3 separate regions of the Homo sapiens genome follow, and regions 2 and 3 are each linked to region 1. A link is a contact called in ENCODE Hi-C or POLR2A ChIA-PET data. All regions are on one chromosome and are shown on one strand. Each heading gives the region's core, a stretch centred on a gene start or an enhancer-like site at or near the end of the contact. The rest is flanking DNA. Distances are from core to core; before and after follow the strand shown. Region 1 holds the start of ITGB1 (integrin subunit beta 1). Region 2 has its middle 18 kb from the start of LINC02644. Region 3 holds the start of MAP3K8 (mitogen-activated protein kinase kinase kinase 8).

Evidence for each region. A loop is a pair of places that touch in the nucleus more often than their neighbours do. ChIA-PET counts read pairs that join two places held with the same protein, here RNA polymerase II (POLR2A). Pooled maps may share reads with other maps.
Region 2: a map of OCI-LY7 shows a loop between it and region 1 (14-fold over the local background). The contact joins the enhancer-like site here to the promoter of ITGB1 in region 1. A Hi-C loop is called at or near these places in 1 of 168 maps with a recorded cell type or tissue (OCI-LY7) and 8 of 50 pooled maps. POLR2A ChIA-PET finds 5 or more read pairs at or near these places in 1 of 52 experiments (OCI-LY7).
Region 3: a loop to region 1 is called in a map with no recorded cell type, with 5 times the contacts of the local background. The contact joins the promoter of MAP3K8 here to the promoter of ITGB1 in region 1. A Hi-C loop is called at or near these places in 1 of 168 maps with a recorded cell type or tissue (heart right ventricle), 1 of 37 single-sample maps with no recorded cell type and 10 of 50 pooled maps.

The regions. Positions count from the first base shown.
Region 1 is chr10:32,956,149-32,959,773 of GRCh38, forward strand. It overlaps ITGB1 (integrin subunit beta 1), which reads right to left and starts at 2,082. Exons shown (of 16, transcript NM_002211.4): 1 at 1,997-2,082. RefSeq lists silencers at 780-941, 1,335-1,784, 1,855-2,434 and an enhancer at 2,605-2,654.
Region 2 is chr10:30,703,288-30,707,037 of GRCh38, forward strand. It overlaps the pseudogene SVIL2P. Among named protein-coding and RNA genes, the nearest start is that of LINC02644, 18 kb to the right of the region's middle. RefSeq lists enhancers at 1,779-1,838, 1,955-2,478, 2,359-2,408. Within about 2 kb of position 1,489, at least 6 of the 41 ENCODE cell types and tissues checked have a DNase peak (open chromatin) inside an H3K27ac peak, as active enhancers do; they include OCI-LY7, where a contact is called at or near this core.
Region 3 is chr10:30,432,774-30,436,374 of GRCh38, forward strand. MAP3K8 (mitogen-activated protein kinase kinase kinase 8) reads left to right here and starts at 1,411. Exons shown (of 9, transcript NM_005204.4): 1 at 1,411-1,605. RefSeq lists enhancers at 1-279, 951-1,090, 1,811-1,910, 2,201-2,250, 2,375-2,912 and 2 more and a silencer at 1,131-1,370.

The DNA of each region.
Region 1 (3,625 bases), core at 832-3,331:
GTCACTTATATAATATTGATCAATGAGTCAACATTATTTAAAAATATGAGAATTATAGTGAGACTCTAAGTCCTAACCCCTCTGGGCCTTGATGTCCACAAATGAACAGGTAACTGCCAACTGAAGTTCCTTAATCATTTCTAAAATTGGTCTACTGTATAACCTATCGTAAAGGACGTATGTGGTTTAAGAAAGGTGTCTAATCTAAATTCCTCTAGCATGTTATTTTTGTAGCATTAAAACTACAATTAAAAAAAAAAAAATAAAAAAACCTAAGGGCCAGGTTCAGGGGCTCACGCCTGTAATCCCAGCACTTTGGGAGCTCGGTGAGAGAGGACAGCTTGAGCCCAGGAGTTTGAGGCCAGCCTGGGCAGCATAGTGAAATCCTGTCTCTACAAAAAATAAAAAAATTAGCCGGGCACGGTGGCAGGCGCCTGTAGTCCCAGCTACTCAAGAGGCTGAGGTGGAAAAGTAACTTAAGCCTCGGAGGTTGAGGCTGCAGTGAGCTGTGATGGCTCTTCTGCACTCCAGCCTGGGCAACAGAGACCCTGTCTCAAAACAAAACGAAATAACCTAGTAATTCTACCCACCTAAGTTAACCATGTGGCATGTTGGCCCAAAGAAACCTTACCAATGATGTTACCAATTATCTTCCGAGATATTTTTAACATCTTTTTACTATAAAAGAAGGGCTGAAAAGGAGTCAATACTCATTGAGCATCTACTCTCAAGCTAAGTTTTTTACATTTTGCATTTGATTTTCAGAACTATAGTTAGGAAGGTTACTTGTGGTTTAAACGCGGACTCTGGAACTAGACCCCATGCCTTCTCCAGGAGCTCCTGATGACCACAGGCAACTTACTTTTGCTCCCTGTGCCTCAGTTTCTTCACTCGGAAAATGGGAATCGAAACAGTACCAATCTCATTAGAGCGGTTCCAGAATTAAATAATACATGTAAAATGCCTAGAGCTAAACTTGGCCCTCACTGTCATTATTATAAAAATGAATTATTAATGTAGATATTACTGTTCCTATTTCACAGATGAGGAAACGGAAGCTTAGAGAATGCAACTTACTAATGATCATACCAATGAGTGCAAAGTTTTGGACTCAAAAGCACGAATTTGATTAAATAAAAGTTACTTAGAGAGTAGGAGTCTCATAAATCCAATTTATGAAGCCTAAGAAATGACACGCGGTAAAATGATACTAGACACAGGCCGGGCTCTCAGGCTCGCGGACCGGGTCTGAGCACAAGCTGGCCATGGCCATGCGTCCTGGTCCCGGGGTGCCCGGCAGGGACCGGCGACTCTTGACGTTTATAAACACGGGGAAGTGGACTGCACTGCCGCCACCGCACCCCCGGTCCCCAGCGGCTCCACTAAGCCAACTTCTACCCGGCTCCCGCCGCCCCCGCCCGCGGCGCTGGCCCCAGGGCCGCCTCCTGGCAGCCGGAGGAGACCAGTCCCCGTCGCGGGCGCCGACGGCTGGCTCGACGCTGCTCCAAGGACAGCAGCTCGCGAGGGAGCGAGAGACAAAGGCACCGGACCCGTCCAGGGGAGCGCCGAGTCCCAAACGCCGAGCCCCGGGTGGCCTCGCTGGCTCCCACCTGCGCTTGCCCAGCCCGGCGGGAGACCGCAGGTGTCAGGGGCCGTTCGGGCCCGGTCCCCCGCAGCTCCGGCAGCCCCGACGTGACAGCGCCCAGGCCGGCGACCCTCACGTTCGGAACGCGGCTGGGCTGGCTCTGCGCCCGGGGGCTGCCAGCGCCGGGGACCCGAGGCGGGTGGCGGCGTGCGGACTTCCTCCTGGACTAGCCTGGAATCCTGCCCCAGCCCCCAACCGCTGGCGGCCGCCCCCGCCCCCGCCCCCGCCCCCACCCCCACGCCCGGCACAAAGGTCCCGGCGCGGCCCGGCCGGCGGCTTTAAGTGCTGCCGCGCACAGGAGACCGGAGGCCGCGGCCCGCGCTCCCACACCCGAGGCCCGCCGGCCCCTACCTTTTCCGCGCGGCGTCCGGGGCCCGGCGCGGTGGGCTCGGGCCTGCTGTTCCGCGACTCCCGCTGGGCCTCTCCCGCGGGCTGGCGGGGCCTCCCGGGTGTCGGGCGCGGCGGGTGGCGGCGGCTCCTCCTCCTCAGGGGCGGGAGGAGGGGACTCGGCGGCCCAGAGCCGCCCCCCGGCAGGAAACCAGCCGCGGCCCCGCCTCCTCTGCGCGTCTGATCCCGCTCCCGAGGCCGCCGCCGCCCTCTCCCTCCGGAAACGCATTCCTCTCCCGCCGCGTCAGCCCGGCCCGGGGCTAGGAGGAGGCGGAGGATGGGGCAGGAAGTGCGACCGGGACAAAGGAACCGGCTGCGCGGGAGCGCGCCTGAGGGAGGCCGCGGGGGGCAGGGCCGGGACTGCGTTGAGACAGTCGCCGTGCCTCAGTTTCCTCCTCTGCGAAGGGCGGGAGGAGTCGGACGCGCCCTAGAGCCCCGCGCGTTCCTGGTGTAGCCTGCTGGGCCCGTGTTCTTTAAGTTCCTCTTCCTCGGAGCCGCGCGTTCGACCCTCGCTCCCGTTTGTCCACTGATGTCCCGTTTCGAGCCCGGGAGATCCTGCATCTCGGAAGCCCCCTGAGTCCCGAGGCAAATCGGGACCGTGAGCCCCCCTACCCTGCAGGGCTCCATGGGGCCAAAAACCACGTGGTCCTTCTGGAAGGGAACTGGCTAAGCCAGGACTGCTTTTCTGGAGTGATAATGTGCTTGCCTGTGTCTAAGAGAAAGGTGAAGAATTGGGAAACCCATGGGTGTCACGAAGGGTGGTGAGACTGGGGAACGTTTTAGAAAACCTGGTGAGTTGCGTCCTGCTTTTGATAGATTTATCTGGAGGTACCTTTATGGGGAACAGGGATGAGAAGGAAAAGTTTCTTCCTAAGGAGTACAGTTTCTGTTTCACCTCTTAAAAAAAAAAAATTTGGAGATTGGGGCTGGAAACAACGTTTGAAAGAGAAGGAAACATTCATTATGAGAATGGCTGAACGCATGTCGATTCGATGATTGAAGTCTGTACCAGCCAAAATCATACTGAAACCCAGTAATTTAGTATATGCTACTGGCAAGCTGCTATCCTGGTAGCAGAAAATGCTGTGGGTTCCGCTTGGTGAGCTGCAGCACCCTGTTGGGAAAAGAGCTCAAAAATTACCAGATTTATGAAATAGAAGTGTTTCTCTTGCAGGAGATTAGGGACTGGAATGCCCATTTGGCTGCTGCCAATCAATATAAGAGAAAATGAAGCGATCACATCTAAGAAAATTTGCTCATTACTTACCAGCAAAATCAAAACTTGATTAGCCAATCTGAAGACCTCTAGGAAATGAGCACTATTTTTCCCACTTAATGGATGTTCAAGCTTAAGAGGCTAAATGATGTTCCTATATTAATATCTCAATGGTCAAACTGCCATTAGAACTCAACATTCTTGAATTTTAAAGGTATCGGTTTTACCATTGTTCAGAATTCATCAGAATTGGCCCAGTCTCAGCACAGAAAACTGTATAGTTCAAAAGCATAATTGGTCCGTGCCTGATTTGCACTACAATTTCCAGAATTTTTTTCCCTGTACGTGACTGGTGGAGGCACTAGCTAGTCTTTGCT
Region 2 (3,750 bases), core at 239-2,738, 2.3 Mb before region 1:
CATTAAGGCACATCAAAAACTCCATGGACACAAAGCTTTGCAAGACTTCAGACTAAAATAACAAAATGTCAGTATTTGGTAAAATGCAGGAAAATAAACCATTTATTTTATATGTACTCACGTACTTTGAGGTTTTTTCCAGCAGCCGCATGTGTTTTAGATTCCTTTGTTTAAGCTTGGCTTCATCTTGGTTCTTTTCCTGTCTGTTCTCCCAACCCCCTTCCCACCCTACAGAAAAGGACAGGGGCGGCCCGACTGGGCGATATTTGGGAGACTTACTGAACACAATGAGACGATTTTGTTCAAAGAAAAGTTTCTGGATTGGACAGAACTGAAAAGACCAAATGAGAAGAACCCCGGGGAACTTGCCCAGCACAAGGTATTCCAGTGACCAAGTCTCAAACCTCAGGGCTTGGTTCGGGTCCCAACAAAAGTGGCCTTGATGTAAAATGATCAAATCAGGATAGTTCGCATGGCTGTCACCCCAGATGTATCATTTCTTTGTGGTGAGAACATTCAAATCTTCTCTTCTAGCTATTTTGAAATATGCAATACAGTATTGGAAAACAGTCACCCCACTGTGCAGGAGAAAACCAGAGCTCATTCCTCCTCTCTGATTGTCATTTTGTACCTGTTGGCCAACATCTCCCTATCCTCCCTGTCCCGTCTCCTTCCCACACCCCCTTCCCCATGAAACAGATGCATTTATCAACACATCAAATCATATCCATAATAATGTGTCAACTAAAATACTTTTTTAATTAAAAAAAATGGACACACATACACACACACACACACACACCCCTTAAAGCTAAGAGGCCTTCCCAGGATTCACTAATAGAACAGCAGACTGGCCTCCAATTCTAATCTGACTCTGGGAGGTGAAGAGTCGGGTTTGCACCTGTTTTCAGGCACCCCATGCACCAGTGTGGCCAATGGGTGTTCAGACCTGCCAGAGTCTTTCTGAAAATGCAGCCTTTCCCTGACTGCAGTTAAACATCCTGAGACAGAGTGTGGAAGGTGTATTTTTATGCTGTCCCATGAACAGCTGAAGCAGCGTTGAGTGTGACAAGGAATAGCTGCGGAAACAGGCAACTGAACCGATGTCTTCATGTTCCCCTATAGGAAGACTCCAGGGCCGATGTCAAGCGGAACAACGTGACACGGATGGTGTCCGTGCCCCAGACGACAGCAGGTGCCATCCTGGACAGGGTGAACATTGGCTGTGGCTGTGGCCTGGTGGAAGGACACCACAGGAGGCAGTTTGAGATCACCAGTGTCTCCGTGGATGTCTGGTACATCCTGGAATTTGACTATAGCAGGCTCCCCAAACAAAGCATCGGGCAGTTCCACGAGGGGGATGCCTATGTGGTCAAGTGGAAGTTCATGGTGAGCACGGCAGGTTAGTGAGCGCTTATGGCTTTCTCCAGCTGAAAGAGGTCAGCCCAGCAGCCCTGCGGGAGCCAGCTTCTCCAATGAACCCTGTCATGCCCTCTGCTGCGTGCGTGCAGTGGGGCACCGCAGTCATACGCCTTTGAGAGCCAGTTAGTAAACCACAGAGATGAAAAGAAGTAAGGCCGAATTCCTAACAACCTAGCATTGCCGAGGCCGCTGGTGTTCACCTGTAGAAATTGAACTTGCACATCAAGGCTTCTCAGCTCCCTCTCTCCCTCCCCTGCCCCTGTCCCCAGAGATTTTCTGGGAAAGAGATGATTGGCCTCTAAATGGTATTTCCCATGTGGCTGTGTGCTGCTTCAACTAAAGTCGTTAAGTAGAGCATATCTTCGTGATTTAAAGCTGGAACCAATGGTGCTGTAACATTATAGTAAATACATGCACAGAAGATTGATTTGAAAAGTGAAAGAGGCTGTTTCTCCTGAGACTGAGAGCACAGGTGGTGCTTTGTGGGTCTGGTGTAGTAAATGCAGAGTCTAAACTCTCCTCGGTTCCTGATGGTGACAGACCCCATTGCAAAACACTCACCCGGATGCTTGGCGCTGGGGAAAGGGGGAGTCCGGTGAACTCCGGAGAAATCATCCCTTTCCTTGCCAAGGAGGAGCCTTTCCCACAGCGCTCCTCACCCCTTCCCATTTAGGAGAGCATGCAGGTCACAGGTCTGTGATTTCAATTCAGAAGGGAGTTTTTTCACCTCTTTTCAGCCTCCTTGCTGTGCGGGTGCACCTGCCCCCGGGGCCACAGGAAGCACAGGCAGCTGTTTGCTGATCAGAAAACTGCAGGCTTGGAACCACGTGATTTCTTTCCTGATTTATACAAAATGCATCTGTTTCATCAACTGACACCATTTCCTGAGCATCTACTCTATGGGAGACACTTTCTGTAGGGACCAAGTAAAGATTTCAGACCCTGTCTCCAAGACAGTTATCCATGATGTAAAGCAAGTGCAGGAACACCCAGCAGGCGGGTCTCACTGAGCACACGGCCAGTGGGGCTGTGTGCTGTGCAGAGCCGGGCTGTGGCCCAGAGGTCCCCCTGCCCCCTCAGGGCACGATGCTGGGGGCTTTACCCTGCCTCTAGCTGAGTGCCTCCTGGGTTTCCTGAGACTTGTTCTGTTGTGATGCTAATTTCTCAGATGAGGAACAGGACCTTAAGATCAAGGAACCTGCCTGAAGCCACAAGCTAGCAGGGAGTGGAGCGGGACACTCACATCCAGGCCTGCCTCTTTTCAAACCCAACTGTGCTGCTAACCCACCCTGCATGCAGGGAGTCAGAGTGGGGCTCCAGCACAGGATGTGGAGAGCCGTGAGTTTGGCTACAAGGAGGGGCCGAAGATCCCAGTCACCAGACTGTGGAGCAGGTCAGGGTTGAACCAGCAGCAAGGCGACTTGAGGTTGGGCCGCTGAACACACCAAACTTCAGGGGCTTCTTAAACAGCAGGAAGGGGATCTTCCAGGGCCCAGGCAGCTCCAGCCTCTCCTTCCAGGGAGTAGTGGGGTGTCAGACAAGGACCCCCAGTGGGAGGAACTCCCTTTCCTCCCTCTTCCCCTCCCCTCCGCTCCCCTCCCCTTCCCTTCCCTTCCTTGACAGGGTCTCACTATGTTGCCCAGGCACTTTCTTTCTTCACTTCTTTCTTTCCTTCTTTTCTTTCTTTCTTCTTTCCTTCCTTTCTTCCCTCCCTCCCTCTCTCCCTCCCTCTCTCTCTCCCTCCCTCCTCTCTTTCTTTCTCTTTCTTTCTTTCTTTCTTTCTTTCTTTCTTTTTCTTTTCTTTTCTTTTCTTTTCTTTTCTTTTCTTTTCTTTTCTTTTCTTTTCTCTCTCTCTCTCTCTCTCTCTTTCTTTCTTTCCAGCAGACTTATAACTTTGAAAAAGTCCAGCTTTGGAGAATTAAGATAGAGCAGGGAGCGTTCAGATTCCAGACCATCCCTCCAGCAGGGGGGAAGCACAGCCCCATGGCACTTGCAGTCACTCCGTAGCCAACGCGGAAGCTCTGGCCCCTTGGTGACACTAGTCCGGCTCCCCTATCACTTGTGCGCACAAGGGCCACACCTGCAAACAGGACTGAGTCAGAGCTCAGGGTGCACTTCTGGGAGAGGGTCAGCAAAAGCAGCAGCTGCACAGGTGGTACAGCCTCCACTTGGCCAATGCTGGCCGGCCTGCTAGGGTCAATGTCCTGGCCCAGTGCCTGCAGGGTAGGGTTGCTCGTGCCCCACCAGGGTCAGGAGACAGCTGCTTGAGGTGCTCAGGGATGCTGAGCCAGGCTCCTCCGGGGCGTGATAGGGGTTTAATTTCTATAA
Region 3 (3,601 bases), core at 161-2,660, 2.5 Mb before region 1:
CTCCTGACCTCAAGTGATCCTCCCGCCTCGGCCTCCAAAGCGCTGGGATTACAGGCGTGCGCAACCGCGCGGAGGCAATCTAGAAACTGCAGAGGGAGCACGGACCTGGGCACTGGGAAGAATAGGGCGTGGACTTGGAGTGTGACCGCGTTTGAATCTGGGTTGTGCCTGGGACACCCCACCTCCTGGGCCGTAGGTGGGGGGGGAGAGAGAGAGAGAGAGAGAGAGAGAGAGAGGATGTCGACCTTACATGGCTCCTAGCTCTCCGCGCTCTAGCCGAATGCCTGGTTCCTAGTGGGTGCTTGATACGTGGGAAATGTAGGGGGAGGGGGTGGCGGGGCATTGGGAATGTCCCGCAGAGTGGATTTCGGGAGAGTGGCGCTTTTCTCTAGAACTCTCTTCCGGTTACACCTGGAGTAAAAGCTTGACACTCTAGAAGGAAAACCCCAGATGAGCAGCTAGGACTGAGGGTTAGCGGTAGGCGGGAGCGGGGAGATAGTACAAGTACGCTTCCTAATGAGGCGGTGCCGCAAAATAACCAATTTTAATAAAGACTGCAGAGAAGAAAACCAGGTTCTGCTGGCGGAGTGCACAGGCTCCCAGCCGAGCGCCCAACAACCAGGTTCCGGGCCCACCCTGCCGCAGCCTCTTGGAAATCTCTAAGTTGGAATGTGTGCGTGCGCACCACGGGTCACTGCCCTCTTTGTGTGTGAATTTGAAGCGAAATCTGGGCGAGGCGGGGCCGTGCTACTAGCAATCGGACCCACAGTCGCGGTTCCAAGAAGCCCCGAAGCTTCCCCGGCTTCCCGCAGCACTGCTGGGAGGGCACACGGCGCCTCTGTCCCCACCCCAGAGCGTGGGGCGCGCGGAAAAAGGTCTGGTGACTGCCCTCCCCGCCGCCCCCCGGGAGCGTGCCCTCCCGCCGGACCCTGGGACTCCAGAGAAGCGCCGAGGGCGCGAGTACACTAAGATATACGACCTTCCCTGGGGACCGGGAAGGGCACAACCACCTCTTGCAACTCCGCCACTAAGACGCCTTGGGTCACCAGGCCCGGGGGAAAACTCGTCCCCGTCCCAGGCTCTCGATTCGGGCCGCAGCTCACGTCCCGCGCTCCTCCCTGCGCGCCGCTCTGCTCCTCCCTAGTCCCGCCTCCAGCTCCGCCCGGGCGCCCAGAGGGCAAATGAGGGGCGGCGGGGTGGCGGGTGGGGGGGAGACGCGGAATTTCCCAGCGCGGGGGCTCTGGCTTACCCTGCAACCGGGCAGTCTCTTTCTGTTTACGGAGAGAAAGGGGAAATGGAAAAGTCGGGGAGGCGGTGGCTGGCGTCCGCTGCGCCGCCCCTGGGCAGGCTCAGACGCCGTGAGTCAGGGGCAGAGCAGGGCGGTCTGAGCGTGCGGGCGACGCGGGTCTCACTCGTCCGCTCCGCTCTGGACTGCGCGCCACGCTCTGGGGTCCGGCGCCCTGGTTCCTGCTTCTGCCGCTGCCGCCGCCGGATCCCAGTGGCCCGGCGTGCTCGGCTCCCACAGGCCTGCAGCCAGCATCGCACCGAACCTTCGGGGGGCCGCGGCTGGAGCGCTCGGCCGGCGTGGGAGCGCCAAGGCCGCAGGTAATCCAGGGTTGGGGGTCTCCGGCGTGTCTTTCGGGTCGCGTCCCGCCTGGGTGCCCCGGGGATTCCCATGCAGAAATGGAGGGTGCCCCCAGCAGAGGGGAAAACTCTGGCGTGGGAAGAGGTGGGGGCGTGCCCACAGCTGCGCTCGCGGGTCGCCGGCTGCACCAGGCACAGCTGGAAAGCACCTTGCGCAAGGGTCTCACGGGGTGCAGACTCGCGACTCCTCCCCCTTCCTCCTCCTTCCCGTATCCGCAGCGCCAGGGCAGTGCTGGTCTGGGCAGTGCGCGGGGAAGCGGGGACCCGCTGTCACTGCGCCTCCCGCTGCCGACGCCGCCTGGACGGCCGCACTCTCCCTGCCCGAGACCCGGTGAGTGCAGCTCGGAGGCTGGAGGACCCGATCCTCCCAAATGCTGGGTGCTTTGATAATTTATAAGCCTTTTAGGCTCCCTTGACTTAGAGAACCAGGAGGAAAGGAGTGGGAGTGTGGGTTGGCGGAGCCCAGAGACTTGTGAATGGCTGGAACTAAATTCAAGTTTGTAACCCGGACTCTATCCCATGACTAAAGAGGTCATAGCAGAACACGAAGGCTGGGCTTTTGGTCTAAGAAAGAATACTAGGAGAAAAAAAAAGTTATTTTCACGGAAGTTGTTTTCGAGCGATAGTGCATGATCAGGACTCTGAAATTTTTCTAGCTCTGGGCGGAGAAGGACGCCTAGGGATTGTCTCCATAGTTAACAGGGGAAGGCCACCGGCTGCCTGTAAGAGAGAAACGTTGCGATGCTTGTCTATTTCACTTTTGGGAAGACAAGATTAAAGGCTGCTCTTGATAAAAAACAGGGACAGAAAGGCTCTTGCAGTTGCTTTACATACCTGTGGCCTGAGTCGTTTGTGCCAAGGAGAGTGTAATCCACTTCCAGCTGACGCCCCCAGCTCTCTGCGACGGATTGAGGTTTGTGTGCAGGACGTCTGGCATACGGCCCATGAGGACTTTGTCGTGTAAAGCAAATGGGAACGTTGAGGCATGTAGAGGTTTTGAAGCAGAGTGTCGGTCCTTCCTTCCATACGCCTGAAACGCATAATCCGGGGCTTTTTGAGAGCAAAAACATAGTCAGAAATGTGCCCTGAGGGAGAATGTACTATTTTGGCACACATATGTATATATGTATATATAATTTTTAAATTTTTTTTGAGAGGGGGTTTCACTCTTGTCGCCCAGGCTGGAGCGCAATGGCGCGATCTCGGCTCACTGCAACCTCCACCTCCCGGGTTCAAGCGATTCTCTTGCCTCAGCCTCCCGAGTAGCTGGGATTACAGGCGCCCGCCGCCACGCCCGGCTAATTTTTGTAGAGACAGGGTTTCACCATGTTGGCCAGGCTGGTCTTGAACTCCTGACCTCAGGTGATGCACCCTCCTTGGCCTCCCAAAGTGCTGAGATTACAGGCATGAGCCACTGTGCCCGGCCTAAAAAAATATTTTAAATGAGAAATAACACAAGTAATAGTCATTCTTTGTTAGGCAGAAGCATATGCTGTTATGCTGGCCATTTTCATTCACACTTGCCAGGAAACACTCACATTTTGTTTCTGTATATGGAGGCAGCCAAGAGTATTATGTTAATGTTTAGGAAGAGAATTTCCTCGTGATTTTATTGCTGATTTCTGAAATAATTCAGTGTAACTAATTTTGACTGTATTTGCACATCTCTCCAATTCCAAAAGCTGGCATAATTTTCTGTTTGGTTAGGAAGTAGGAATTTTATGAGGACTTTTATTGTAAACTGTGTCAAGGGAAAAATCATCTTATACTAAACGTCTTTATTGCCAAACTAGAATACCTTCACAATCTGAACTTTCTCTAGATGGGCACAGATCATGAATAACTCAGAAACCATTAGCATATTGTGTGCTTAATTAAGGCTGGAAAGTGCTGAGGCTTTTTGCAGGCGCAGTTAGCAGGCGAACTGGTCAGCAGGGTTTCTGGGGAACGTAGATTT